Regions from separate parts of the Homo sapiens genome. Here regions 2, 3, 4, 5, 6 and 7 are each linked to region 1. The links are chromatin loops, found by intact Hi-C in ENCODE. Cell type or tissue: PC-9. All regions are shown on one strand. Region 1 overlaps TMC1 (transmembrane channel like 1). Region 2 has its middle 77 kb from the start of ZFAND5. Region 3 has its middle 32 kb from the start of ANXA1. Region 4 has its middle 13 kb from the start of LINC01504. Region 5 overlaps TMC1 (transmembrane channel like 1). Region 6 has its middle 24 kb from the start of LINC01504. Region 7 holds the start of LOC101927234 (a long non-coding RNA gene).

What was found. A loop is a pair of places that touch in the nucleus more often than their neighbours do. Peaks named below come from ENCODE experiments on the same cell type or tissue, not always from the same donor. Only the 100,000 strongest peaks of a DNase experiment are listed, where the experiment ranks them.
Region 2: a loop joins it to region 1, with 4 times the contacts of the local background. A loop is called at or near these places in 17 of 110 quality-filtered maps.
Region 3: a loop joins it to region 1, with 16 times the contacts of the local background. A loop is called at or near these places in 5 of 110 quality-filtered maps.
Region 4: it touches region 1 in a loop (11-fold over the local background); 104 of 110 quality-filtered maps call a loop at or near these places.
Region 5: a loop joins it to region 1, with 9 times the contacts of the local background. A loop is called at or near these places in 33 of 110 quality-filtered maps.
Region 6: a loop joins it to region 1, with 6 times the contacts of the local background. A loop is called at or near these places in 106 of 110 quality-filtered maps.
Region 7: it touches region 1 in a loop (5-fold over the local background); 26 of 110 quality-filtered maps call a loop at or near these places.

The regions. Positions count from the first base shown.
Region 1 is chr9:72,591,302-72,595,301 of GRCh38, reverse strand. All of the region lies in intron 2 of TMC1 (transmembrane channel like 1), which reads right to left. Among named protein-coding and RNA genes, the nearest start is that of TMC1, 72 kb to the right of the region's middle. RefSeq lists an enhancer at 2,581-2,640. In PC-9, CTCF peaks have their summits at 2,185 and 2,385 (motif pointing right); a DNase peak (open chromatin) is centred at 2,371; H3K27ac peaks cover 498 bases.
Region 2 is chr9:72,440,274-72,444,273 of GRCh38, reverse strand. No RefSeq gene overlaps it. Among named protein-coding and RNA genes, the nearest start is that of ZFAND5, 77 kb to the right of the region's middle. RefSeq lists an enhancer at 1-81. In PC-9, no CTCF peak of the experiment used is centred here; DNase peaks (open chromatin) are centred at 763 and 1,823; H3K27ac peaks cover 2,827 bases.
Region 3 is chr9:73,181,848-73,185,847 of GRCh38, reverse strand. No RefSeq gene overlaps it. Among named protein-coding and RNA genes, the nearest start is that of ANXA1, 32 kb to the right of the region's middle. In PC-9, a CTCF peak has its summit at 1,717 (motif pointing right); a DNase peak (open chromatin) is centred at 1,767.
Region 4 is chr9:72,290,584-72,294,583 of GRCh38, reverse strand. No RefSeq gene overlaps it. Among named protein-coding and RNA genes, the nearest start is that of LINC01504, 13 kb to the left of the region's middle. In PC-9, a CTCF peak has its summit at 2,137; no DNase peak of the experiment used is centred here.
Region 5 is chr9:72,820,298-72,824,297 of GRCh38, reverse strand. It overlaps TMC1 (transmembrane channel like 1), which reads right to left. Exons shown (of 24, transcript NM_138691.3): 20 at 3,217-3,456. Among named protein-coding and RNA genes, the nearest start is that of LINC01474, 52 kb to the left of the region's middle. In PC-9, a CTCF peak has its summit at 1,705 (motif pointing right); a DNase peak (open chromatin) is centred at 1,707.
Region 6 is chr9:72,279,427-72,283,426 of GRCh38, reverse strand. No RefSeq gene overlaps it. Among named protein-coding and RNA genes, the nearest start is that of LINC01504, 24 kb to the left of the region's middle. In PC-9, a CTCF peak has its summit at 2,303 (motif pointing left); a DNase peak (open chromatin) is centred at 2,296.
Region 7 is chr9:72,525,086-72,529,085 of GRCh38, reverse strand. The region is part of intron 1 of TMC1 (transmembrane channel like 1); the gene reads right to left. LOC101927234 (a long non-coding RNA gene) reads left to right here and starts at 1,421. Exons shown (of 3, transcript XR_001746721.3): 1 at 1,421-1,519; 2 at 3,717-3,823. It overlaps LOC124902347 (small nucleolar RNA U13), which reads right to left and starts at 1,850; the gene lies at 1,747-1,850. RefSeq lists enhancers at 1,662-1,831, 2,172-2,221, 3,212-3,773, 3,774-4,000. In PC-9, no CTCF peak of the experiment used is centred here; DNase peaks (open chromatin) are centred at 1,605 and 3,705; H3K4me3 peaks cover 1,717 bases; H3K27ac peaks cover 4,000 bases.

The DNA of each region.
Region 1 (4,000 bases):
TGAAGTAGCCATACACAGAAGTTCTGTCTAGTGAGGACACCAGATACAGGGAAGTAACTGACCAAAATTAATACCATTTGGCTTCAAATCCTTCAGTAAGTCTATCGGTAGCAGCAGTTGAATCAGAAGCAGAGGAGGCCAGGCATGTTGGCTCACACCTGTAATTCCAGCATTTTGGGAGGCTGAGGTGGGCAGATCACCTGAGGTCAGGAGTTCGAGACTAGCCTGGTCAACATAAAGAAACCCCGTCTCTACTAAAAATACAAAAATTAGCTGGGCGTGGTGGCACACACCTCTAGTACCACCTACTCGGAAGGCTGAGGCAGAAGAATCACTTGAACCTGGGAGGCGGAGCTTGCAGTGAGCCAAGATTGCGCCACTGCACTCAAGCCTGGGTGACAGAGTGAGACGCTGTCTCAAAAAAAAAAAAAAGAAGAAGAAGAAGCAGAGGAGAGCTGCACATTGTGAGGCAGGCAGGGAGAGAATTGGAGAGTATGTCTCTCTCCTTTTCGAATTGTAGCATGCCCCCCAAGTCATTTCAAAATTCCCCCAACATTCTAGGGGAAAATTCATGAGGAGAATATGAGAGAATATAAAATAGATGTGATAGAATATGAAATCAGTCACATAAATTGTGGGACATAGTCAAAGTTTGTGTTTTCTAATTCAAAGTTAAAAAGTCTGATTTCTTTCCCATTATCATAGCGAAACAGGCCATGTCACCCCAAAATTTGCTGATGTGGCATGTTGATTATTTTGAGCTAAAGTCACCTGAGAAACAGCAGATGCCGGAAAGGGCTATGTGATCTGCCCTCTTCTACCTGTCGTAAGCCAAAAAGATTTATTTAAGAAAGTTGCCCTCCCTGTACCAGAATAAGAAAATAACTCTTATCACCATTGACTGGGAGTTGATGCTGCAATGGAGCTGTACAAATAAACTTTCTAAACTATCCCTTATCTTCCTCTATCTTTACACCTCCCTAGTGAATTCCCACAATTTACTGCCACTGGCCCAAACCCCTTTGTCTTGTCAGCTCTTCATGAATTTATGGTTTCTCTGTCTAAAAGGTATTAGAGCTTTCTGCTTTGTCCATTTCTTCAGGTCTTCTGCTGTCTCATGAGGGTCTCCGCGTACATGTAAAAATCAATAAAACTCATATATTTTTCTCCTGTTAACCTGTCTTACAGTGATTTAATTCTTAGACCCAGGTGAAGATCCCAAGAGGTTAGGGAAGAATTTATCTTTCTCCCCAACAATAGAAATTAGAAACAAACTAACAAAGACAACAGCAGAATGATGAGTATACTCTCATACCTCTCCCCGTCATAGATGCAGCCCCTGCCCCTACCATCGCCATATTAGTAACACCATGCCTGGGCAGGAGAAGGGGGCCCTTTGATGGAAGAGCAACAAAGGAGGTCACTGACTGAGGGTCTGCACTTGCCACCAACGAGGCTGCAACACAACCAGCCAGAGATGAGCAATATCCAGTCAGTTCCAAAATACCCTTCAGTCTTTGAGAAGCCTAGGTTTTCGCCTGTTTCCATTTTTCTTTTCTTTTCCTTCTTCTTCTTCTTTTTTTTTTTTAAAATAGAAATGGGGGTCTTGGGGCTGGGCACGGGGGCTCATGCCTGTAATCCCAGCACTTTGGGAGGCCGAGGTGGGCAGATCACCTGAGATCGGGCGTTCAAGACCAGCCTGACCAACATGGAGAAACCACGTCTCTACTAAAAATACGAAATTAGCCAGGTGTGGTGGTGCATGCCTGTAATCCCAGCTACTCAGGAGGCCAAGGCAGGAGAATTTCTTGAACCCGGGAGGTTGTGGTGAGCTGAGATCATGCCATTGCGCTCCAGCCTGGGCAAAAGGAGCAACACTCTGTCTCAGAAAAGAAAAGAAAAAAAGAAAAGAAAAGAAAAGAAAAAAGAAAATGGGGATCTTACTATGTTGCCCAGGCTATTCTTAAACTCCTGGCTTCAAGCGATCCTTCCACCATGGCCTCCCAAAGGGCTGGGATTGCAGGCATGAGCCACCACACTCCGCCAGATTTTTGCCTGTTTCTGTTTTCTGAAATGCTGGTTTTGGGTGGAGATATCTAACTTCCTTATTCCATGTGTTCTTTCAATAAAACTTCTCTTAATTACAGTGACTTGAAGGTTTCTCTCCTCTTTGAAAACTGAACACTATTTTCAATAATTATCCAATTTTTCCAACCATTTCAAAAGAAATTCTATCTTCACTCTAAAGAATTTTACTCACATTTTTAACCTTAAAAAAAATGATTCTTTTCTCCCAGAGCAATACTGTTTTAACAGCCCTGAGCCTAGTCAAGATAATAGTTGTTGTATCACTTACTTCCAGCAGATGGCGCTATTGCTGGTTCACACACCCACTGTCCTAGGAAATTTAATCTCATTACTAAGTAAATACCAACAACTGCTTCACAAAGGTAACTGCTTCTCCCTCTTCCTGAGAACTCATCACAGTTTTAACAACCACCATCTCCCTAACTGACCCATTGGACATTTAACAGCTGTCTTTGACGGTTCCATAAGTGTAAGACATTGAGCATCTGATACCTAGGGATGTTCTCCAGTCACTGCAGGCAACTTAGAATCTAGCAGGAGAGGTGGCCATTTAGCAAATAATCCCACAGATACATAACCATGGCTTTGATTTGTGCTTCAGAAGGAAACACGCACACCTGCTTGCTAATGCCACACATGACCAAGCCTGAGAGGTGGGACCCAAAGGAGAAGTAGGGGGTAAATTCTGAAGGAGGAGGGAGAGGCAGCCTCCCAAGGAGAGCTCACAGCAAGGTGCTGAGGCTGGAGGATCACGGCACCTGAGTGGAACCAACAAAAAGAGGCCAGAGCTTTGACACCAATGATAAGAGTAAAAGAAAAGAGAACTGACTGATGCCATTGATAAGTTCCTGGCTTTAATGATCCCCAAGTTTATATCTGTAATGATCTTCCCTTCCAGGTTCCACATATATGTTCCTGCTTGATGTATCCTCTTAGCTGTTTCAAAGGTAACCCTCAAATATATGTGTAGCTTTGACTTCACCATCTTCTCAGGTCTGTAGGGCTGTCTCCTGAATGTCAATGAATAGTGAAACTCGTCATTTAGTTGTGAAATTCAGAAAACTGTAAGAGTCCTGGAGTTGTCCTTTACCCTGCTGATCAAATCCTGTTGATGTTATCTACCACATCAGATGGTTTTTTTGCTCGATCAGTGATCAGCAAAAGGGCTGTTCTGTGTATTGTATGATATTCACCAGCATCCCTGACCACTACCCACTAGATGCTAAGTGTGATCTCTAAACTAGCAACTAGCGCCTCCAGGTAATTTGTCAGAAATGCAAATTCTCAGGCCCCATCCACGACCTACTAAATCAATGATACCCAGATATCTGCATTTTAACAAGGTTTCCGTGCCAAGGTGCAGTGGCTATAATCCCAGCACTTTGGGAGGCCAAGGAGAGAGGCTTGCTTTAGCCCAGGAATTTGAGACCAGCCTGGGCAACAGAGTGAGACCCTGTCTCTATTAAAAACAAACAAACAAATAGCCATGGTGGTCCATGCCTGTAGTCCCAGCTACTCAGGAAGCTGAAGTGGCAGGATTGCTTGAGCCTAGGAGATGAAGGCTGATCAAGGTTGCAGTGAGCTATGATTATACCACTGCACTCTAGCCTACGCAACAGTGTGAGACCATCTCTAATAAATAAATAAGACTTCCAGGTGATACTCAAATCCACTACAGTTTGAGAACCACTGCTTCAGAAACCCACTGCCATGAACCTATTCCATCACTTCTTACCCGGGCTACTGCAATAGCCTTGTAATTATTCTTCTCCATATTCACACTTCCTTCTACAGTGAATCTCAATCCTGACACACTTTATAACCTACTGGGAGCCAACCTAAACTAATTAAATCAGGATCTCTGTGGGTGACACCAAGGCTTTGATATTGTTTAGAAGTTTCCTCTGGAAAG
Region 2 (4,000 bases), 150 kb after region 1:
CTAAAACAAAAAGAAACTAAATTTCATGAATTTCTCATTTGGTGAAATGGGCTTTTGTGAATTGGCCATTGAGTGAGTTTTCTTCAAGAGTCTAGGGGAATTTGACATTCTGACTATTTGACAGACTCCACCAGGGGGAAGTGAGTTATATGAGTCAAGATTAATGGCATGGGCAGAGGAGCTTCTGTCCCACTTCCTTTTTAGTAGCTGAGAGCATACTGTGTCTCTTGTTGCCTCTCTGTCAGCTTGTGGATAGCAAAGTGTGGGCCTAAACTTCACGCTTCCAATACGCCGCCAAAGAGAACATGGAACTTGATTGAGGGCCTGATTAGGAGCTTGATAGAAGATGTCTTGACAAAAAAGATGAGATGACCTGTTAGTGGTGAGCCAGAGATGGTTCACCGGGTCAGAGACCTGCCTATTAAATTATAAGAAACTTTGCAAGCCAGTTGTTAAACACAGCAATACTTAAAAACAAAGATATTTCAACTTACATTTAAATTAATTCTATTAAAAATAAAGACAAGAAATATTCAAAATTGTCACTCCATAGTTATTAGACTACATTTTACATATTATCTATGTTCTTGAGCTTATATGTATCTATTGTATCTGTAAGGCAGATCTTTTTCCAACTTCACATTTGGTGACACCACACTGGTACCTTGAAATGCCAAGGCAGAAATGTTTGCACCACAAAAGTCTGCAAATACCACAAATCAGGGCTCAAGTGACTCAGAACCAACTGCTAATCATACTGCGGTCTACACTGCAGGGCAGACTTCCTGTTTGAAGAGCTAGGAGAGGTTAGCACAGTGACTCATGCCTGTAATCTCAGCACTTTGAGAGGCCAACTGGGGTGGACCACTTGAGGTCAGGAGTTCGAGGCCAGCCTGGCCAACATAGTGAAACCCCATCTCTATTAAAAATTAAAAAAAAAAAAATTAGCCAGGCATGGTGGCACATGCCTGTAATCCCAGCTACTTAGGAGGCTGACACACGAGAATTGCTTGAACCCAGAAAGTGGAGGTCAAAGTAAATGGCACCACTGCACTCCAGCCTGTGCGACGAAGTGAGACTCTGCCTCAAAAAAAAAGAGCTAGGAAAGTCACACTGGACCTCTGCAGCACTAACAAGGTAAGGTCATGTCAGCAAGGATAAGAATGGTCCATGCATTACACCAGTTACAGGCTTCAGTTCATATGCCAGCAGAACACCCCAAAATTGCACCAGTCCCTCCCAGTGGTCATGAGTCCAGGGAGCAGCGCGGACCAGCCATGACACAGCAGAGACCAACAATGTCAAAAGGATGCCAAGAACTCCCAATGTCCTCTGTCCTGCTGAAGTCGCTTAAGCCTCACATTCAGATGTCATCTTGAAGAGAAACAGAGTGAGCAGAAACCTGAGAGACTGAGCACTTTATCTAAAAGAGATAAAGAATTTACCTAAAGTCATGATTTTCTTTATAAAATTGAATAAAATTCTGGTGAGACTAAAACTGCACTTGTCACCCTTTGGGTTGGGGGTGGTTGAGTGAGGATGATCTTTGCTGACAACAGACCTAGTATATAAAAAAGGAGCCATACTTTGTTGTTGTTGCGTATTTGAAAACAGCGTAAATAACTTTACACTTCTGCTACAGTGGTGATTTTGAACTTTTTTCTCTTTCTGTGACTCTAGCCAAAGAGATAGTGAACTTTTATTAAGGGATAAATACTATTAGTATCTTCCATTTGCAGATAAAGAAATCAAGCCTCAGAAAGTCTCTGTAACTTATACAAGATGACCCAACCAGGAAGAGGATGAGTCAGGTCTTGAAAGGAATGTTGGTATGTCTGCAAGCGTTCCGCCCTGGTTTTACTGCTTGTTATCAACCCTTTTCAGGCCTTTTCTAGGTCCTTTTGGCTGTATAGGTACTTCTGCAAGAACTGAGACAAAACAGGAGAGAGCATCCTCTCAGGGAAGCATCTGGAAGAGGTAACCTGGGGACAAGTCAAGTCAGGAAGACTATTACTTTAGAAACTGACCATGAATACTTTAGGATCTAGGACAAGAAATGAAATGTCACTAGAAAGGAAGTTGAGATCAGAAACTAAGTGCACAAATCATGAAGAAGGTAAATGGGCCACAGGACTGGCAGCTAATAGAGTTAAGAAACTGGGGCAATGACTGAAGTGTGGAGAGAGGTTGGCCTGTGAAGAACTAAATCCAGGAATCCTGAGCAAGTGTTCCTTTCACACAGGGCCCAGTTCATCTTGCCAGAGCAGCAGTAGCCTCATAAAGGAGCCAAACCAGACATGAAAACAGCCTCTCTTCACTCACTCCCTCCCACTGCCCTGCATGCCCCAAGACTGCTATCTCCATCTGACTCTTAGTTGTCTTGAAAAATAAGTATTTTTGTTATTTTATGGAAGTAATTTATGCAGGTAATTTTAGAAATTCAAATATAGAAAGGCTTAAAAGAAAAGCAGAAGTCACCTGTCCCAACCTACTCCTTTTCCAGTCCAACTCTTCATACTTTGCATTCAACTTCCATAAATTTCCAAATGCCCCATCCACTCCCATGGCTCACACAGAATTGCACATGCCAGAACCTGTCCCAGTATTTCTTTTCTGGTTTTATTATCCCAGAGAGATGGGGAGGAGCCCAACACAAAAGTCCCAAAATATAGAGCCTTGGTGAAAACAAATAGATTGAGAGCCAGAGTAGGCACGGGAGGGAAGCAAGGGTGTCCACCCAGGCCCCTTTTGTTTCACTGATTTCCATGGGCGGATGGATGTTTCTCCCCATTGTCTGGGGTGTATTGTATACTTTGCAAGCTCAAGGGAATGAGTCAGCTTCTCGCTCCTCCTTTGCTTCCCATCTACTGATAATGCAGCTCTCTACAACCTGTTGATCTCCATTAATAGTAAGAAGGCCATCAAACACAATTTGAGTTCAAAAACACATTTTTCCGTTTTGGTAGCAGAACTTTCTTCTGAGGTCTAGTGTTGCAGTGGCTCAAGTTTTCCTTTGTCTGCCATCCTAAAGGACATCATTCTTGTATTCACTCATTCAGCAAACATTTGCTAAGTATCCACGCTGGGCCAGGCATGTGATCAGCACAGTGGACACAGTGTAAGTGCACAGTCTGTGCCCTTGTGCTGGAATGATCTAGGAAGAAAGTCAGATAAAAAGGCCACCACAAGTCGGTTTGATGGAAGCTCTCACAGACAAGTTTCCATGGACGCATTAGGATAGGCACTGCACTCCTGATTGAGTGGTCAGGGACAGCTTTCTGGAATGGGGATGTCGAGGTGAGTTTTGAAGGCGAACTATGAGCTAGGGTATCTGTAGAATATCTAGGGGCACTGAGTGTGGCCAGAACAATCTTTCTCTGATCACAGCCCCAAAACTGCTGAGATATTCACAGTACCTGGCCAACATCTGTCAATTTTCTGGATTAACATCCTAAATCTTGACTTTTTAGGCAACGGCACCTGAATCCCAGCAGATATTGGCTGTTATAAGCCATTTCCCCAGTTTGAGAACTCTATCTTTGGTCCCAGGTCTCTGCAGAGCTAAACAAGGCACCTTGTTCCAGCAGCCAGCCCTCCCCTGCTCTTTGGGTCTGCCTGGACTTCTGGTCCAGCTTTGTTGCTTCCCGAAACCCAGTTCCAATATTTGTCACCCAGATGCTTTCTTCCTCTCAGAAGGGTCTGACCTCTTCAAGGCCCTGAAAGAGGAACTAAAGTGCTTCTCACAGCTACATCCCCACTGTTTCAAGAAATTATATGAAGGATAGAGGAAGACACATGGAAGTCTCCGGAACTTTAGCCAGTCCAGGGATTTCACTTCAGTGTTTCATACCTTTATCTAAACACTTGGGTAGCTGTTAAACTGAAATTTGTCCCAGGAAAATAATATTTGGAGCAAATAGATTGCAAAAAAAAAAAAAGGTTTTATTTTGGTGGAAAGAAAGCAATAACACTAAGGGATAGAAAAGTGGAACCAGGACGG
Region 3 (4,000 bases), 590 kb before region 1:
TTTGGTGAGCCTTTACTGGGGATGGAGACACCAGGTGAGGCAGTCCTCAGGCACCAGTGGTGGCAACAGCTGGCGGGGGGGGGGGCTGGTTCTTGGGACTTCAGGCAGTATACATGGGTGTTGGTGGTAGTGGGTCGAGGAGGGCCAGTCCTCAGGCTTCCAGGCAGTTTTCTTAGTAGTGGCGGTGGGCTGGGCAGGTGGGTAGGTCCCTGGGTCCTCAGGTAGTGTGTGTGGGGTTGGCAGTGGGCAGAAAGGGTCTTTCCTCAGGATCCTTAAGGTGTACATGGGTGCTGGCAATGGCAGTGTATTAGTCTGTTCTCATGCTGCTAATAAAGACATACCCAAGACTGGGTAATTTATAATAAAGAGGCTTAATTGACTCACAATTCCACGTGGCTGGAGAGGTCTCACAATCATGGTGGAAGGTGAAGGAGGAACAAAGTCACGTCTTACATGGCAGCAGGCAAAAAGAGCATGTGTGGGGAACTTCCCTTTATAAAACCATCAGATCTTGTGAGACGTACTCACTGTCATGAGAACAGCATGGGAAAGACTCTTCCACATGACTCAATTACCTCCCACCTGGATCCCTCCCATGCCACATGGGAATTATGGGAGCTACAATTCAAGATGAGATTTGGGTGAGGACACAGCCAAACCATATCAAGTGGGCAGGTTGATCTGTCCCCAGGCCCCAGAATGATGTGTGTTGGCACTGGTGGTGGTGCTGATGGTGGCAGTGGGCATCATGTGTCTTTCCTCAGGCCCCAGAACCAGTCTTTAGGTCCTCTGAAGGCATATGCAGTTGCAAAGTATTCTTGCCACTGAAGGGGATAGTTGCTGTCAGTGGCAGTGGCAGCCATCTCTCAGGCTCTGAGGAGTGCACACTTCTGATCTCTTTGTCCTGGGGCAGCCTCCCTAGTGTGCCTCACCACACATTCCTTGGGGTGTAGGACACTGTGTTGGCTAAAATGCTGGAAACCCTGTCTCACTGCCTGGTCTAACCAGCATTGTGCTGCTGCAGCCCTCTAGGTGAATGCGGAGGGATGTCAATGGTTCTCCAGGGATGTGGGGATGTATGGGACTGTTGGGCCTGAGGGAAGAAATGCAGTCTAGTGGGATCTGAGTTCTCAAACTGATGCCATGGTGCCAACTTCTTGGGTCTCAGTGGGTGAGTGTGACTCAGCATTAATTCCCTCTTTGGAGTAATGCCATTGTGTGGACTCCAGATGAATTCCAGTCTTCTCTTTTAGATGTTCTATTCGATGGATGTGCAGTTATGTACTGCATTGGTTGTTCTTTGTGGAGGGGACGAGTGCCAGGCACCTTTATTCAGCCATATTGAAGCCCCTCCCATCCATTAATACTATGCAAGGTAAATCCAAATTATCTTTCTGGTGCTTTATTTCAAATAAATATTATAAATATATTATATAAAATCATTCTATATTTCCACAGTGTATATATGTGTGTGTGTGTATATATACTATATATATACACATATATATAATATATACTTCTTACCCATTGTTGACAATTTTAGTTATTTTATATTCTTTAAATTTTTTCCCCAATATTTTTCATGCCTAGGGCTTATGGGTCCTAGGTTAGATTTCAGACCTTGTGAAGCAACAGAACATGCTTTTACATTTTACTTTTACATTTTGTAATACAGTACTTTTTCATTTTTTAATTATTTGTATACACTTAGAAGGAAGTTTTAAAACATTACCACTAGATGGCAGAAAAGATCAAAAGTTGGATGAAACCAGAGGCAAACATTTTCATGAGTGATCATTTAAAATAAATATTTTTATCTTTTATTATAAATTGACAATTTATGATTATATAAATTTATGGAGTACAAAGTGATGTTATGGTTTATGAATACAATGTGGTATAGTTAAATTAAGCTAATTTATATATCCATTACCTCAAACAATATTTTTTTGTGGTGAGAACATTTGCAATTTAAATTTTAAAATGTACAATTCTGTATTATTAACTACATTTCTCATTCTATGTCATAAAACTCAAAAGAATTTTTTCTCTTTTCTGAGATGTTGTACCATCTGACCATCATCTTCCCATTCCTCCCACTCACTGGTCTCTGTAACCACCATTCTGCTCTCTGCTTCTGTGAGTTAAATTGTTTTGGACTCCACATGTAAGTTAGAACATGTGGTATTTGTCTTTGTTTCTGGCTTATTTCACTTAGCATAGTGTTCTCCAATTTCATCTATGTTGCCACACATGAGAAAATATCCTTCTTTTTTAAGGTTGAATATGCACTTGATTGTGCATATGTACCACATTTTCTTTATCCACCCACCTGTGCCTGGTCACTGAGGTTGATTAAAAAACTTGGCTATTGTGAACAGTGCTGCAATGAACATAGGAGTGTAGACATCTCTTTAACAAACTGACTTCAATTTTTGGGGGTGCATACCCAAAAGTGAAATTTTCGGATGATATGGTAATTCTTGTTTTTGAGGAACCTCCACCAGTTTTTTACAATACCTTTATTAATTTAAATTTCCATCAACAGTGTACAAGAGTTGAAATTGTACATTTAAAATAATTATAAATTATATTGCCAAATACTATAGCTAATGCATATCAAAAAATATGCTGACATACTTGGGAAATCTATGGAAATACTGAAGCCAACAGATTAAAAATTTCAGCCTAGTAACGCTATGCCTGTTTGTATCACAGTTGTGTCTTTTACAGCTCCCTAGAGAAAAACTTACAAGCTTTCTACAGGATATGAGAATCATGTTGAAAATATTATAGTTCATTTCTGTTCTTTCTGTCAGAAAATATGTTCTCCAAAAAGTGCAATAGATAAATTTCTTTATTTAGTATTCTAGCATTCTTTATTCCAACACTTTCCTCATTTTTCTAGAATAATTGGCTAATATCAAACATTATTAAGACAGTACGTCATCATTCTATAGTAAATATATTTACTAGCCAAGTTTTTCTATTTAAAATAATTTCATGGTTCTTAATTTTTATGCCACCATTTTATTGGAGAAAGGTTATACTGTTCTTCACTGTCAAATATGAGTAGTTATGATAGGATATTTTAGTTATCAAGGCTTTGCACTCTGAACAACACCATTTAGGCCCTTTAATCAAAACTCAAAGGATACTTTTAACGTCCACATAGACATACTCACCTCCTACCACAGAAGTAGGATAGTTTGGTGAAGAACCCAGTGAATCAGAAATTCCTCCTCTCAGCTCTGTTTTGATGTTATTTTTCACTAAACAGCCCTCATGATGATTTACCCATTATTTCACTGAAGAGGGTAATGCTGTCCTTAGCTTACGGTGGCAGCAGAAGCCATGGACATATATTAGATCAGATGCTATTTATTTTTGTTTTTATTTTTTGCAGATGGAAAATTCTTAAATGTTTTAAATGAAGGCTGAAGAGAACCAGTAAAGAAAGATTTAAAGTATGAAGGAGCAATAATATGCCCCCACCAATGTCTTTTCCTACTAAACTCATCAAAACAAGTCACAGAGAAACAATGGGCAAAATGTATTCACTTTTTAAAAATCTTCACTTAATACATGGTTTTGTTGCAGTGTTCTTTTATATAGGAAGTCAAATTTGTAACTTTTAAAAATAAATGAGATTTTTGTTTATTTGTTGTCTCGAAAACGTTTACAAAACTCACTGAAAGCATAAACAAAGATTTTTTTTGTACATTTAAAATAATTTTAGAAAAACTATCACATATGACTAGGACATACATTTACTATGAATCACAGCTTATATGTACAGCAAATGTACAATCCTTTTAATTTGTCTTCAGTTAATCTGACCTTTCTAATCTCCCTAGTTTTCATACACTAGAAATAAAAATAACTTTGTGTCTTACCTTATTTAAGATCTGATGATGACTGTCCTTCTTGGAATAATAGCAGTCTCTCACATCCCAGTTAACCAAATACAGACTTTGGCCTCCAATATCAAGGATCCCCC
Region 4 (4,000 bases), 300 kb after region 1:
ACAGAGTTTCGCTTCTGTTGCCCAGGCTGGAGCGCAATGGTGCAATATCCGCTCACCGCAACCTCCGCCTCCCGGGTTCAAGCGATTCTCCTGCCTCAGCCTCCTGAGTAGCTGGGATTACAGGCATGTGCCACCACACCCTAAACACAATACTAAAAATTTTATATTTTTAGTAGACACGGGGTTTCTTCATGTTGGTCAGGCTGGTCTCGAACTCCCAATCTCAGGTGACCTGCCCGCCTCAGCCTCCTAAAGTGCTGGGATTACAGGCGTGAGCCACCGCGCCCCACTTGCTCATAACTTTTTAATAACTATAACAAATTTCTTGACAATCTGACCTTAGGCATGCCTAAAAAGAAGCTGGAACACCAAAGACTCTGGTGATGTGTTTACTTTCTAAAGCAACAGGAAAGAGGTGGCCTTCGGAAAGGGTCTTGAGATCTGGATACAGAAAATGCATGTTGAATTTGAGCAATGCCTCTCATTAGCTATGCACCTTTGAGTAGGTTGCTTACTATCCCTGAACCTTTGTTTCTTCAACTGCAAGATGGAAATATTGTCTAGGAACAAGATTGTTGGACATCTCAAGTGAGATTATGAATGAAAAAAGTATTTTGTGAATTAAAAGCACTGTGCAAATTGTTTGTTTGTTTGTTTTTTGAGACAAAATTTCTCTCTGTTGCACAGGCTGGAGTATAGTTGCACAGTCATAGCCCACTGCAGCCTCGAACTCCTGGCTTCAAGTAATCCTCCTGTCTTAGCCTCCCAAAGTGCTGGGATTACAGGCATGTGCCGCTGCACCTGGTGTTAGTTATTATTAAATGCTTATTACGAGGTGATTTATTCTCAAGTCCTTGTAAGAAGGGGATAGAGAAGAACTTTCAGAAAAAAAGAGAAAAAATCTTGGAAAATGGTGAAGATGTAGATTAAACCAGAAGCTACTCTATTTAACATCCACCTTTTTAGACCCTCGGTAATGGATGCTGAATAACTAGCATTGAGCACAGATGAAACTGATTTCTTCATGAAACTTTGCCCAAGAGTGAGATGAATTTTTTAAAATCAATATTTGTATTTAAAGATTCGAAATGTCCTCATCATTTCTAAGTAAATATGTACATAGAGAAACTGCAAACTTCCCTAAACTAAAGGCTTTTAAATGAGCAAATAAGAAACCTCATAAACATTTAATTTTCATCTATTTTGTTCACTGAAGTATTCCCTGTGCCTAAACCCAGTGCCTGACACAGAACAAGTGCTCATGAATTACAATGTGTATATAAATACCGCTATAATTTTGGGGGACTAGTTTCTGACTCTTACACGGTTCACTAACAAGACCTGCACTTGCCATTCCAATGAGAAAAAGTCTTTGGTTAGCTGAGATCTTGTGCCTCAGTGATAAATGCTTTTTACATGAAAGTGTTGAGTGCAGCTGGCATCCCTCCAAGAAATGTAAGGCTATGCAATGCACTCTTACTTGTGGCCTTTGAGAATATGGTCTCCTACCAGCAAGAGGATGGTTGCGACATCAAGTGTTTCTTGTTTTAAAAACAACTTACATGTATGCAACTTACTTCTTTTAATAGCCTCTTTGATATGTGTTATTTCACTTGATTAGCTCAACAACCCAGTGAGGTCAGCAAATGACAAAATCTCCATTTTGTGCTTGAGAAAAATAAGACCCGGCAAAGGGAAGTAGTTAATAAGTAAGGAGAGGGAAGAGAAAAATCTAAGTTGAGTCCCTTAAATTCTTGTCTAATAATCTTACCCCACCATGATGTATACAAGTAGTCATAATGAATACACTGCTCATTATTTATCTATGGAAAGATATCTAAATGCAAAAAAAATCAAGCAATTACTGTATTTGGTCTAAGTCAAAGCAATCTTCACTTGAACATAAATGGTCCAAAAATGCTTTCAAAGGGCATTCTGTTTTCTGGGTTTTCTGAGTCATTGCCTTATCTCCACGTTACCCCTTCATGCCTGAACACAGCTTTTGTGGATGGTGTCTTACTGCTGAGCATTCATTACTACCTATTTTCATTCTGTTGGGGAACATGTTCTCTGATTTCTTGTCCTTTATGATTTAAGGAATAGCCTTCTTTTACATAATTTCTACTTCCTCCACCCTAAGCAAATTATGACAGTGATAAATACACAAAAATTGAAGTCCATGAAAAAGGACATGAAATCTTATTTATGAAGGAACTTCATGTAAAAAGTTTGCCCCCTGATGGAATAGTGGTGACATGACAAATAAAATTGGAAAGAACTATGTCGTTCTGTTAAAGACCAACCTGACACTCTTTATCATTACCTCTTTATTATTATTACTATTATTATTATCTTTATTATTATTACCCTTTATTATTATTAGCAACCTGACAGCTCTTTATTATCATTTAAAGAGCCTCCTCCTCCCCACCACCAATTAGGCTGAGCACAGTGGCTCACTCCTGTAATCCCAGCACTTTGGGAGGCCAAGGTAGGAGGATCACTTTAGTTCAGAAGTTCGAGACTAGCCTGGGCAATACAGTGATACCCCATCTTGAAAAAAAAGAAAATTATAAATTAAATGAAGGCCCCCCCAAATTATATGTCTTACTTCCTGATATAGTTTGGCTCTGTGTCGCCACCCAAATCTCATCTTGTAGCTCCCATAATTCCCACGTGTTGTAGGAGGGACCCAGTGGGAGATAACTGAATCATGGGGGCGGGTCTTTCCTGTGCTGTTCTCATGATAGTGAATGGGTCTCACAAGATCTGATGGATTTAAAGACGGGAGTTTCTCTGCACAAGCTCTCTCTTTTTGCCTGCTGCCGTCCACATAAGATGTGACTTGCTCCTCCTTGACTTTTGCCTTCCACCATGATTGTGAGGCCTCCCCAGCCACATGGAACTGTAAGTCCAATAAACCTCTTTCTTTTGTAAATTGCCCAGTCTTGGGTATGTCTTTGTCAGCAGCCTGAAAACAAACTAACACAGTAAATTGGTAACAGTAGAGCGGGGTGTTGCTGAAAAGATACCCGAAAATGTGGAAGTGACTTTGGAACTAGGTAACAAGCAGAGGTTGGAACAGTTTGTAGGGCTCAGAAGAAGACAGGAAAATGTGGGAAAGTTTGGAACTCCCTAGACACTTGTTGAATGGCTTTGACAAAAATGCTGATAGTGATATGAACAATAAGGTCTAGGCTGAGGTGGCCTCAGATGGAGATGAGGAACTTGTTGGGAGCTGGAGCAAAGGTGACTCTTGTTATGTTTTAGCAAAGAGACTGGTGGCATTTTGCCCCTGCCCTAGAGATTTGTGGAACTTTGAACTTGAGAGAGATGATTTAGGGTATCTGATGGAAGAAATTTCCAAGCAGCAAAGCATTCAAGAGGTTACTTGAGTGCTGTTAAAGGCATTCAGTTTTATAAGAGAAGCAGAGCATAAAAATTTGGAAAATTTGCAGCCTGATAATGCGATAGAAAAGAAAATCCTGGCCAGGCGCAGTGGCTCACGCCTGTAATCCCAGCACTTTGGGAGGGCGAGGCAGGTGGATCACGAGGTCAGGAGTTTGAGACCAGCCTGGCCAACATAGTGAGACCCAGCCTCTACTAAAAATACAAAAACCTAGCCAGGCATGGTGGCAGGTGCCTGTAATCCCAGCTACTCAGGAGGCTGAGGCAGGAGAATGACTTGAACCCGGGAGGCGGAGTTTGCAGTGAGATGAGATTGTGCTGTTGCAATCCAGCCTGGGTGACAGAGTGAGACTCCATCTCGAAAAAAAAAAAGAAAGAAAAAAAAGAAAAGAAAATCCCATTTTCTGGGGAGAAATTCAAGCCAGTTGCAGAAATTTGCATAAATAATAAGGAGCTGCATGTTAATCCCTAAGACAATGGGGGAAATGTCTCCAGAGCATGTCAGAGGTCTTCATGGCAACCCCTCCCATCACAGACCTGGAGGTTTAGGAGGAAAAAAATGGTTGCATGGGCTGGGCTCAGGGTCCCTCTG
Region 5 (4,000 bases), 230 kb before region 1:
GCTGCTAAGACACTGCCATCCATCAGGCTGAGGATGGTGGAACTCAGGAAGCATTGTAACACCCCCTCTGGGGCTTTAGGGTCATAGGCACTTGGGCACCATTGCATTCTCCTCAAGGTGACACACCTGGTCTGGCCACGGGCCCCACATGGAGCTTGCTCCTGTGTCAGTGCCCAGTGTGTCTCGCCAGATCCCGCACTCACTTGCCCACGTGCTTCCTCCCACAAGGGGTTAAGCACAGCAGGCCGAGTAGACAGGGTGCCCCTCTGTGAGTCCAGTGAAGAGGCTGAGAAACATCCTGTGTCAGTACAAGCTCAGTTATGAAAAATCATGCATGAAAGGCAAAACAGAATATAAAATGCTAAAAAGTTGTTATTTCAGGTTTTCAAGATTATGGGCCATGTTTCTTTTCATGTAAAAATATTTCTACAATGTTTAGGTTTTCTAGCATAAACACATATTATCTTTGCAGTAAGATGAAAATATATGAAAAATAAAATTGTCATAATGTAAGCAGGGATGTATATAAAAACCTAGAGAACTATAAATTGTTCAGAATTATTGACATAGATGGGAGGAAACATCAGGTGTCAGGAAATGCTATAGAACAATTAGAATTGCCTTCATCTGGACATCTTTAAATTGTCAACTATTTACGATAAATCCACTTACTAGCCTATTGGAATAATTTCTTGGAAAATTTACCCTCTCTAGCCAGGTCTTATAAAACCAGACAAGCTAGAATATCTCATCAAATTGCTTTACTGAATGGATAAATATACTATAGCCATCTTACCTGAAAACTTCCCTACACTGGAGAGCAACTAGCCATCACTGTGATACCTCCAGTAACCTAGTTCAAATTTATATTTCCTAAATTCCTGCTTGCCCAGGATCTAGATAGAGTCAGACAACCTTCACCAGGAAGGTTAAGCAAATCACCTAAAACTTGGGGTTCATAAAGATGACAAGCTATGAGGCACCCACTAGTACAAGCATACAAGCATTCTCACCTCATTTCTAGAGCAGGACAATCCTTTCAAACTTTTAAGTCCAGACAAATAAACAATGCAAACATCCTTTGGCTCTAAAGTGAGGAAACTGACATGAAAAAAAAAATCTAAATAGCATAGAGATAACCCTTCCCAGTACTCCATTGAAAATATTTAAAATTCCCTGATTTCTCACAAATCACCCTAAAGAACTGACTCAAGTAACCAAACACTACTTGTTCCCCAATAACCTATGGAAATTAAAAAACAAATAAATAATTTTAAAAATAAAAAATAAATTTCCCTGATTTCAAAATAGTGATTTACATGCCATAATTTTGCCTAAGTTTGCCAATTAGGAAAGCCAGAAGAGTTAGGGCTTAAGAAGCTGAAATTGTGCAACTATTGTTCATGTCTAAGACGTATTGTAAATCTGAATGCATCTGTGGAGATCCATGTTTACATTGTGTGGTTTCCCTTACAGGCAGCTAGGGTCCTTTGCTATGTTTTACTGAGAAGGATCAACTTCCAATTAATAGCTTAATGCACACCTAAACTTATCCTGGATAATAAGTAGTGTGAATAATTTGCAATTAACTAAAGCCTTTGAATGGCATATTCCTTGAACTTTGTACTCTGAGATTGGTTCGGAATTTATTGAGACGAATGTCTCATCAAGACTGTAATTTCATATTTAGTCTCCAGATGTCACTGTCTGCATTATTTATTTCAGCCCACTTGGAAACACACACACACACACACACACACACACACACACACACACACACACAACGGAATTAACAGAGCTTCTCAACATCAGTTCTCTGAGTAGACAGAGGTCCAGCTAGTTTAACTCGATCAGCTGGCTTAACATTTTCTTGTTTTCCAGCAAAGCAATAACTCAGACTACTGTTAAGAGTGAAAATGTCTCTTATATACTTAGTCTGTCAGCAATGAACCTTTTGACTTTAATTAAATAACTTGGGTCTGACAACATAATGGAGGAATTATATGTGGGCATTACAGCATCATGCATATCATTCACATGGCTTTTTACAGTCTCATTTCCTTCACTGAAAAGGAGAAACAGCTCAAGTGCATGCTGGCCAGTGAATCAACATGCAGAGATTCTTGGGAGAACTTGTAGTAGATTCATTTCTAAGGCCCTTTAGGGAAAGAAACTTCATCCTCCAGATCCCAGGGACTTAGGTTTCTGATATGTGTCATAGAGAGAAGAGAGCTCTGTCATAGAGAACTGTAGAAATGTGTATCTCTAAATTGGATCAAGGAGCCGTTGTGACTCTCGATTCCTGACTTGAATGATAATTAGGAGAGAATATATATGTGGAACAGCCTTAATTTTTTTCACTAGCATGTGATATTTTGGATAACAAATTGGGTGGCCCTCCTTATGCTCATTAGTATTTAGTAATAATTCTCTTTCCTAGGTAAAGTGTGGGGTATTCTCTCTCTCTCTGTCTGTCTCTCTCTCTCTCTTTTTAAGGTAGTAATGCACAAGAGAAGTAGTGATAGCTGACCACGTCTGGATGTGACGGCCCAGAGTCAGGCAAACTCACATCCAGACCACTGTCATCAGACCTTGCTCTTAGCTATCCTCTAACATGGAAACAGCTCAGATTCACCATACATATTTTACCCAGGCAGAGCCTGGAAAAGTATAAAGTATTTTCTCTTTTATGATTCCCAAATGAGGAAATAGACAGAACTTGCCTAAGAATCTCCATGTCACCTATTGAACCTGAATACCCAAAGGATCTCATTTCTTTCTTTTTTTTTTTTTTTGAGACAGAGTTTTGCTCTTGTCCTCCAGGCTGGAGTGCAATGGCACCATCTCAGCTCACTGCAACCTCCGCCTCCTGAGCTCAAGTGATTCTCCTGCCTCAGCCTCTCAAGTAGCAGGGATTACAGGCACCCACCACCACACGCGACTAATTTTTTTTTCTTTGTATTTTTAGTAGAGACGAGGTTTCACCGTGTTGGCCAGGCTTGTCTCGAACTCCTGACCTCAGGTAATCTGCCTGCCTCAGCCTCCCAAAGTGCTGGGATTACAGGCATGAGCCACTGCGCCCAGCCGGGATCTCATTTCCACCAACCAAAAATGTCATTGTTTGGGGGGAAAAAATAGCTTATACAATGAATGACCATTCCCACCTCCACCCCCGAAAGAACACGATGCCTGAGTCAAATTTCAAAAGCAAGAGACCTGAATGGACCACAATCAAAAGATGGTGGGAGGGACACGATCATGTACAAGACAGGCATTGTGGACAGGAAGAGGATGAGCAGTAGCATGCCCAGGTAGAAGTTATTTGATCTGGAAGCTTTGAAGACCCTGGCCTCAGGAACATTGCAGCACATAACGGCCCAGCACTGGAAGTACATGGATGTATGGAGTCGAAGGATATTGATGCCTGGGAGGCTGGGAGCAAAGAAGGAGCCCATCCTAGAAAGAAAACAGAACTCTGCTCAGTTTTGAGTCTTTACTCCATAACAAAGTCACACTGCACCTGTTTATTTGACATCATGCTTCTTTTCCAAAGGCAGAAAATACACTGCCACTTTCAACCAGACAAACCCTTTTCATAAAGAAACTGCACTTATCTATTTCCAACTTCTAAACACATTTTGCCACTTTCCCCATTATTGTAGGAATTGCATATCATAATTATTTCATAGAAAGGATGCTGTAACTAACTATACCTACTATCATTAGTGAATTTAAACTACAACAGAGTAAACAATATTTACAATTGTTTTACTTCTTTCTTCTAATTCTAAAATAAACTTTCCCCAACACTTATATCATTGACTAATACACCTATAAATATAACTTGTTAAAAATAATTAACCCTTAAAGTCACTTCTTCTACTCAAAAAAACTGTACATTTGCATTAATCACTTCTGTCATGAATAATTAGTTTTTGCTTAATGACAGGAGGTCAAGGTTGCAGTGGGCCACGACTGTACAAATGAAAAAAGTTTTTTG
Region 6 (4,000 bases), 310 kb after region 1:
ACTAATACAGGATAAGAGAAGAGAGGCATTGGCTCTAGGTATAGGAGACAGAGCAGAGCACACAAGGATTAGGTCCTGGCCCTGCCACATGGTGGCTATTGATCCGATTCACATCTATACAAACTGGTAAATTGAGTGTACCTGGTGAGCCCTATGGGATAGCCTGCTGTAAGTGATAATGTCAAGGGAGACCTTGATGCACTCTAGACAAGTAGAGAGGTGGATCAAGCTTATATCGGAGACTATCTTCAGAGTCCTTCTGCTACTTTGTAACTCCTCCCTGACTCCCAAGAGACATTTCGACTTACCCTCTCCTGGTGTACTGCTGCTCCTCCTTTCTTTATCTAGCTTGATAAACCACTTCACATCAACACACTCTGAGAGTTGGCTGTGAGCAAGGCCCTCAAAGATCAACAAACCACTATTCCTCTCCTGAAAGAGCCTTCCATTTATAGACTACTTTGTGTTGGGAATATATTGCATTTGCCTCTAAACTCAAAGTTAGAGGTTAATTGCAGTCTCTTTCAGCGGGACCTGAGATTCTGCATCTCCAGGAAGCTCCCAGGTGATGTTGCTCCTCCTGGTCCTGAGACCACACTATGAGTACAAGGAACTAAGGGACTCTGCAGGTGTAGGAATAAAAGATAGAACAGGGTACCCAACAAATGCATGCACTCTCAGGATGAAGGGAATTCAGTGACTCAAATCAAACTGCGTGTATAGATTCTGGTTCAACTTAGGTCCAAGATTTGTCACAGCCACCATGAATAAAACCTGCAGCATGACTTGGTCTTGTGTGTCCCTTGCCTGGGAGGCTTTCACAGAGAAATAGGTAGGATAACAAGGGGGCAAAAAAAGTTCCATTTTGTTCAGTGCATAGATCAAATATTCCAGGTTGGAAAGGACTTTCAAAGTCTTCTTCAGTCACCTAACCTGTGGTTGAATCACCCCCATGTCATCCCTACCAAGTCATTGTTCAAGCTGTGTTCAGATACTTGCAGTGATGATAAACTCACCCTTCCCAAGACAGTCCATTTCTTGTTTGGGCAGCTGTGATTGCAGAAAATTCTGTAGAACAAATAACATTGTTTTGTCTCCAAGTTACCAATGACTTTCTGAATGTTACCTTTAGAGTCATTTAAAACACATTTGTAGGCCTTTATATATTGAAAGATGGCTCCCTAATCTGTATCAAATTTTCCTTTCTACAGGTTAAATATCACCAGTTTCTTTACCTGATGCTGCTTTGTCATGCAGCTTGGTCTCAGATGATTCTTAGATGGTCCCAATGAACATATTCCAGTGTTTTCATTGGAAAGAAGAGACTCTAGATGAAGCGGGGATACAAGCAAAATTTAAAGGCAATTTTCTAGCCATAATGAGAGATATGTGTTTAAAATTCAGGATACTGAGTTCTAGAGGGTTCTAGCCACATTGGGTGAGGGCCATGCTTACTCTACACTCCCACGAAGTATACTTAGCTTTAGGCTCCTTTTACCTGAAATATGTAGGCCCAGGTGACCTCTTCTCTCAGGTAACTGTTTCTCAAAACCATGTCCTCAGAACACCTGGATTAGAATCACCTGGGGTCCTCTTAGAAATGCTGATTCATGAGTCTCACCTTAGTCCTATGAAATCAACAGCTTTTGTGGTAGGGACAGCGGAAGCTACTTTATTTTTTCTTGAGACAGAGGCTCGCTCTGTCCCCCAGGCTGGCGTGCAGTGGCGAGATCTCGGCTCATTGCAAGCTCCACTTCCCAGGTTCCGTCATTCTCCTGCCTCAGCCTCCCCAGTAGCTGGGACTACAGACGCCCGCCACCACGCCCGGCTAATTTTTTGTATTTTTAGTAGAGACGGGGTTTCACCGTGTTAGCCAGGATGGTCTGGATCTCCTGACCTTGTGATCTGCCCGCCTCGGCCTCCCAAAGTGCTGGGATTACAGGCAAGAGCCACGCGCCCGGCCAGAAGTTACATTTAAACAAACTGCCCAGGTGGTTCTGCTGAATATGAAGGGGGAGAACCATGGTTCTAGCCTGTACTCTCGGATCTCTGCTTGTCTTGCTCTTTATTGCACCAACTGAATGGGAATAATAGGAAAGCTCAACAAAGAAAAATGTCAACTGCTTCAGGAATTCTAAGAGGGAGAGCGAGGAACAGAAAAAGAAGGAGAACAAAAAGGAGGAGGAAAAGAAAAACTTTCATTCCTTTTCTTATAACCCAAGATCCCCCTTCCCTAATGTTGTAGCTCCTGCAGGTACTTAAAATTTGGCCTCAGCTGCAGCAGCCTGCGGGTGTTGGCGTAAAGGACCTCGCGCTCCCTCTAGAGGCCGACAGTAATAAGGGCAGGGAGAACTGAAGGGTAGTTGAAAGTGAGGTGAAAAGAGACGCTTGTTAACTAACTCCCTTGGCATCATTCACTCTACAGTCTTCTAGCACATCAGTTCTCAAAGTGTGGCCTGGGGAACCCAAAGAAGGGTCCACAAAGTCAAAACTATTTTCATGATAATATAAAAATTTGCCTTTTTTATTCTCATTATGAATATAGAGATTTCCAGAGGCCACATGACATGCTGCACTCCCAACAGATGGAATATAGAAGCAGATATGAGAATCCAAGCTTTTTTTTTATTAAACCAGGCATTAAAGTTATTTAAAAACAATGTAGCTGAGCGCGGTGGCTCATGCCTGTAATCCCAGCACTTTGGGAGGCCAAGGAGGGTGGATCATTTGAGGTCAGGAGTTCGAGACCAGCCTGACCACATGGTGAAACCCCGTCTCTACTAAAAACACACAAAAAATTAGCCGTGCATGGTAGTGCATGCCTGTAGTTCCAGCTACTCAGGAGGCTGAGGCAGGAGAATAGCTTGAACCTGGGAGGTGGAGGTTGCAGTGAGCCAAGATCACACCACTACACTCCAGCCTGGGTGACAGAGTAAGACTCTGTCACAAAAAATAAATAAATAAATAAAAAATAACAGAAAAAAAAGCTGCTGTTCTAGTTTTTTGAAAATATAGCTATTTCTCATTTTTAAAAAATGTTATTTATATTAACATATAATAGGTTTGTTATTACTTTTAAGTGAATGAATTAAACTTTTTGTTTTAACTTCTAATACAGTAAATATCTAAATATAATCGACATGAACAAAAACTCTGGGCTCCTCAATAATTTATTTTTTTGAGACGGAGTCTCTGTCGCCCAGGCTGGAGTGCAGTGGTGTGATCTTGGCTCACTGCAAGCTCCACCTCCCGGGTTCACGCCATTCTCCTGCCTCAGCCTCCCAAGTAGCTGGGACTATAGGCGCCTGCCACCACACCTGGCTAATTTCTTTGTATTTTTAGTAGAGATGGGGTTTCACCATGTTAGTCAGGATGGTCTCGATCTTCTGACCTTATGATTCACCCGCCTCAGCCTCCCAAAGTGCTGGGATTACAGGCGTGAGCCACCGCACCCGGCTCCTCAATAATTTTTAAGAGAGGTGAGGGGTTCTAAGTTTAAAAAGTCTGAGAATCACTGTCTTCAAACTTGGCTGCCCATTGGAATCAACATAGGAAGCTTGAAAAAAATACTGGTGCCTGGATTCCACGCCCAGAGATCCCTATATAATTGTTCTGGTGTTTAGCCAGGGTATTGAGAAGTTTTTAAGCTCTCAGGTGGTTCTAATGAGCAGCCAAGGCTAAGAACCACAGCGCTCGTCTAAGGATATTATGGATGTCAAAACAAACACGGCCATGGCTAAGGATGGAGAAAGCAAATATGGTCCATAACAGCAAATACAGACAGAAGAGCAGGAAAGAGTGGACTATCATGTTACCCCAAAAGTACAACAGGACAAAGGAGATATTTTGTAGCTCTAGTAATCAGACAAAAAGTTTTTCTCCTGCCAAGGATGTTGGATTTATTCATACACCACTGCTTCACCAGCTGGGGAAAAGGAAACTAGGTTAAAATGCCACCTAGGTGAGGATTTGAGCAGTTTGGGAGACATAAAGTAATAAA
Region 7 (4,000 bases), 66 kb after region 1:
CTGTATAACCTGTGCACATTCTCTCACATACTTTAAATCATAACTACACTACTTATAATGCCTAATACAATATGAATGCTCTGTAAGTAGTTATTATACGATATAGTTTAGGAAATATACAAAAAAAAAATCTATACATGTTCAATACAGACACATTTTTTTTTCCAAATAATTTTGACCCATGGATATGGAAGGCAGGGATACAGAGGGTCAACTGTATTTGTCTAACCCTGTAAGCAATCTATTTTGTAAATGTAACAAAGGGCATACTAAAGGTCAGTCTGCAAGCCCAACCACCTCAAAAACTCAGGAAATTTATATTGGGCCCCCTGAAAATAGTGGGAGCAGGACATTAAGGCTGAGAGCCAAGTCTTGGGTCCTCAGATTCAGAACCTTCAGGAGGATGGGGGTTTTAGTCCATTTTGGATGCTAATTACAAAAATCATGAACTTGGCCAGGTGCAGTGGCTCACATCTGTAACCCTAGCACTTTGGGAGGCCGAGGCGGGTGGATCACCTGAGGTCAGGAGTTCGAGACCAGCCTGACCAACATGGAGAAACCCTGTCTCTACCAAAAATACAAAATTCGCCAGGCATGGTGGCGCATGCCTATAATCCCAGCTACTTGGGAAGCTGAGGCAGGAGAATCGCTTGAACCCGGGAGGCGGAGTTTGTTGTGAGCCGAGATCACACCATTGCACTCCAGCCTGGGCAACAAGAGCGAAACTCCGTCTCAAAAAAAAAAAAAAAATCATGAACTTATGGTTTATAAGCAAGAGAAATTTATTTGTTTACAGTTCTGGAGGATAGGAAGTTCAAGATCAATGTGCCAGATGATTGGTGTCTGGTGAGGGACCCTTCCTCATAGACAGCACCTTCACGTTGTGTCCTCACATGGTGGAAGGAGCTAGCTAGCTCTCTGGGGCCTTTTTTTTATAAGAACAGTAATCCCATTCATGAGGGCTTTGTCCTTATAACTTAATTACCTCCCAGAGGCTTCAGTTTCTAATACCACCACCTTAGGGGTTAAGATTTCAACATATAAGTTTGGCGGGGTGGAGAGAAATAAACATTCAGACCACAGCAGAAGGTTGCCCTAAATTCTGGAGTCGGGGAGGGGGGAAGTATCGCAAGAAAACAGGAACACTGAAAGACATGGGCTCCTTCTCAGATCTTAGAGAACAAAAGAAAGAACTAAATGGAGATGTGGGAATCACAAGGCCATAGTTTAGGGTCTCGCAGTGCCATTGGCAACAAAGCCTGAGAGCCTAGGCGATAGAGGCAGAACACCCAGAGGAGAAGCCCCTTCCCCTTGCACCGTGAGCCTGGTGTTTGCAGCTTGGTAGCAGTGGCAACAGAACAATCAGCTCTCCTACAATAAACCAGGGACGGAACAAACAACAGCAGCAGCGGTCGCAGGGAAACAGAATCTGTGTTGGCGTGCAGGGAGCAGGCAGCGTCTGCAAAGTAGCGCTGGCAACCACAACAGAGAGGCCAGCAACAGGAGGAGCAGGAGGAGCGTGAGTCACTGGGGTCTGGGGAGGGCAGCAAGGGAGGAGGGCAGAGGAAAGAGGCTGCTCTCCTGCTGGTAAACATCCCCCAAATCAGCAGAGCAAAACCAGGAAACACCAGAATATCAACCTGTGATTACACAGGCAGATTCCTGGATCCTACCACAGAGCTGCTACATCGTAATGTCGGAGTGCGGGGAGGCGGGTAGAATCCAGAAATTTGCATTTTTTTTTCAGGTCAGACAGGTAATGTACCGGGTCATAAGGAGGTTCAGAGGGTGTCACGTCTTACACATGCCTGTGAACACCCAATCATCATGCTTTTGAACTACAAAAGAATCGAGATATTTGCATTTTAAAGAAGTTCTCAAGGGGATTTTTAAGCAGTATTACCCACAGGCCTGAGCAACTGGGAGCTTTGCCCTGAGCCCTGCCTTTTAGAGGGCTCAAGGCTAGCCTTCTTCCAGCCACGCCCCTCAGAGCTAACATCCTACAAGACAAGGGAACATGCCCAGCGGAACCCCATGCTCACCTAGTACATGACACCCCCTACCTAGACCATGCGTCTGGTACCCAGGACCCTGGATTCATGCCTAAATGGCATTGAGACCAATTCCATGGCCTGAATGGACCTCTGGCCCAGGCAGCGCCTGTTGTGTGCTTCTGCAGGTGGACCACACTGCATGGTGTGCACAACTCTGGAAGGAAGAGTTCCTCATGGGCTGCTTGGTGGACTTGAGTGTTGAGCTGACCATATGTGGTCTCCAAGCCTGACCCTCTGCAAGAACAGGAGCAGGAAAAGAAGCAGGGGGTGGTGCTCTTCCTTGCCCTTCATGCTCATTTGTGTTCCCAGCTCACGTATGTTAAGGATATCTATTGGCCTAACTAGACACTTGCACATTATTCTTGGCTACATTTTTTAAAGTCACAGGGGTTTTAATTTAGTTAATCTTGTTTTGTCTGGTTTTACTTTGTTTTTAAACACCAGAGAGGAAAAAGAAAGCTCTTAGGGTGAAAATACCAATTATAAAATGAGTGAATCCTAGAGTTTAATTCCTTTACAAGTTTAATCATTTTACAAGCTTTGATTTTTCCCATGGCAGATGAAGTTTTGGAGAACCAGGCTTACATGATTAAGTAGCATCTTCAAATTTTGAATTCATAGAGTTAATTTAGTGTAAGTAGTATCCATTGAGGGTTTTTTACTGTGTTCTCCATTGTCCTACACAGTGACAGGATCAATAAGATAGGATGAATATCCTCAAAGCAAGGCCATTGGATAATTCAAGTTGTACACATGAAGAGAAAAAAATAACATCTGTGCAAAGGAGTATGTTATTTTAAGTGCTAAAGTGAGAGCCCCAGACAAGGCTAACTGCAATAGGAAATTAACAAATCTCCAAGATCCTCTCCTTCTGTTCTCAGTGTTGTCTTCTTCTAGAGGACACACACACTTACACCCCACGCCCCCAGCCCCCAAAGCAAGGGGCTGGTGCTTTCAAAGTTCAGGCACAAGCAAGATTAGCGAATGACACTCTGTGCAATAATGCTTACTTAGTCTGTGGTTAAGGAATTTTTTTTTTTTTTTGAGACGGAGTCTCACTCTGTCATCCAGGCTGGAGTGCAGTGGCACGACCTTGGCTCACTGCAACCTCCACCTCCCAGGTTCAAGCAATTCTCATGCCTCAGCCTCCCAAGTAGCTGGGAATACAGGTGTGTGCCACCACGCCCGGCTAATTTTTGTATTTTTAGTAGAGACGGGGTTTTGCCATGTTGGCCAGGCTGGTCCAGAACTTCTGACCTCAAGTGATCTGCCCGCCTGGGCCTCCCAAAGTGCTGGGATTACAGGCGTGAGCCACCGCAACTGGCCAAGGATTTTTTTGTTTTTCATGTGAGCAAGGAGAGAGATACAACAGTTCAAACTGTTTCCCTTTCTTTCAGTGATGATCCATCCACTGAGCCTTGTCATCTACAACAAGCTCTGCGTTTGTCAGTCCCAGATGGCCTTTGATTGGCTGAGTGTCATCTGTGTTTCTTTCTGGGTGGAATATTGAGTAATAAAATCTCAAAAGAAATTAACTTATTCACACTGTTGTTAAAGCAAGACATTGGTCTCGCCCTAAACTTCCCATCACACAAGCCTAAGGCATCTGACTCAGTACTTACAACTGCCCTGAGGTAATGTAGTATCTGGTTCACTTTTTAGCCAATGAAGCGTGCTGTGGAGGACAAAGAGCAGCAGAGGCAGGAAGCAGTGACAAGGAGTGAGCTGGGAAATTCCAGCTGCCCTCCTGTCCTACTTACAAGGAATAGGTATGACTCATTTTTAAGATGCAAACAGATGCTGACTTGGCTAACAAAATCCTATGCAAAATGTAACCTCTCTAAGACCTTGTTTCCTTTTCTGGAAAAAATAAAACAGATAAGCTATTATATTTGGACACCTGGATACTATTGTTAAGTACCGGTTTAAAAGAATAGGCATACATG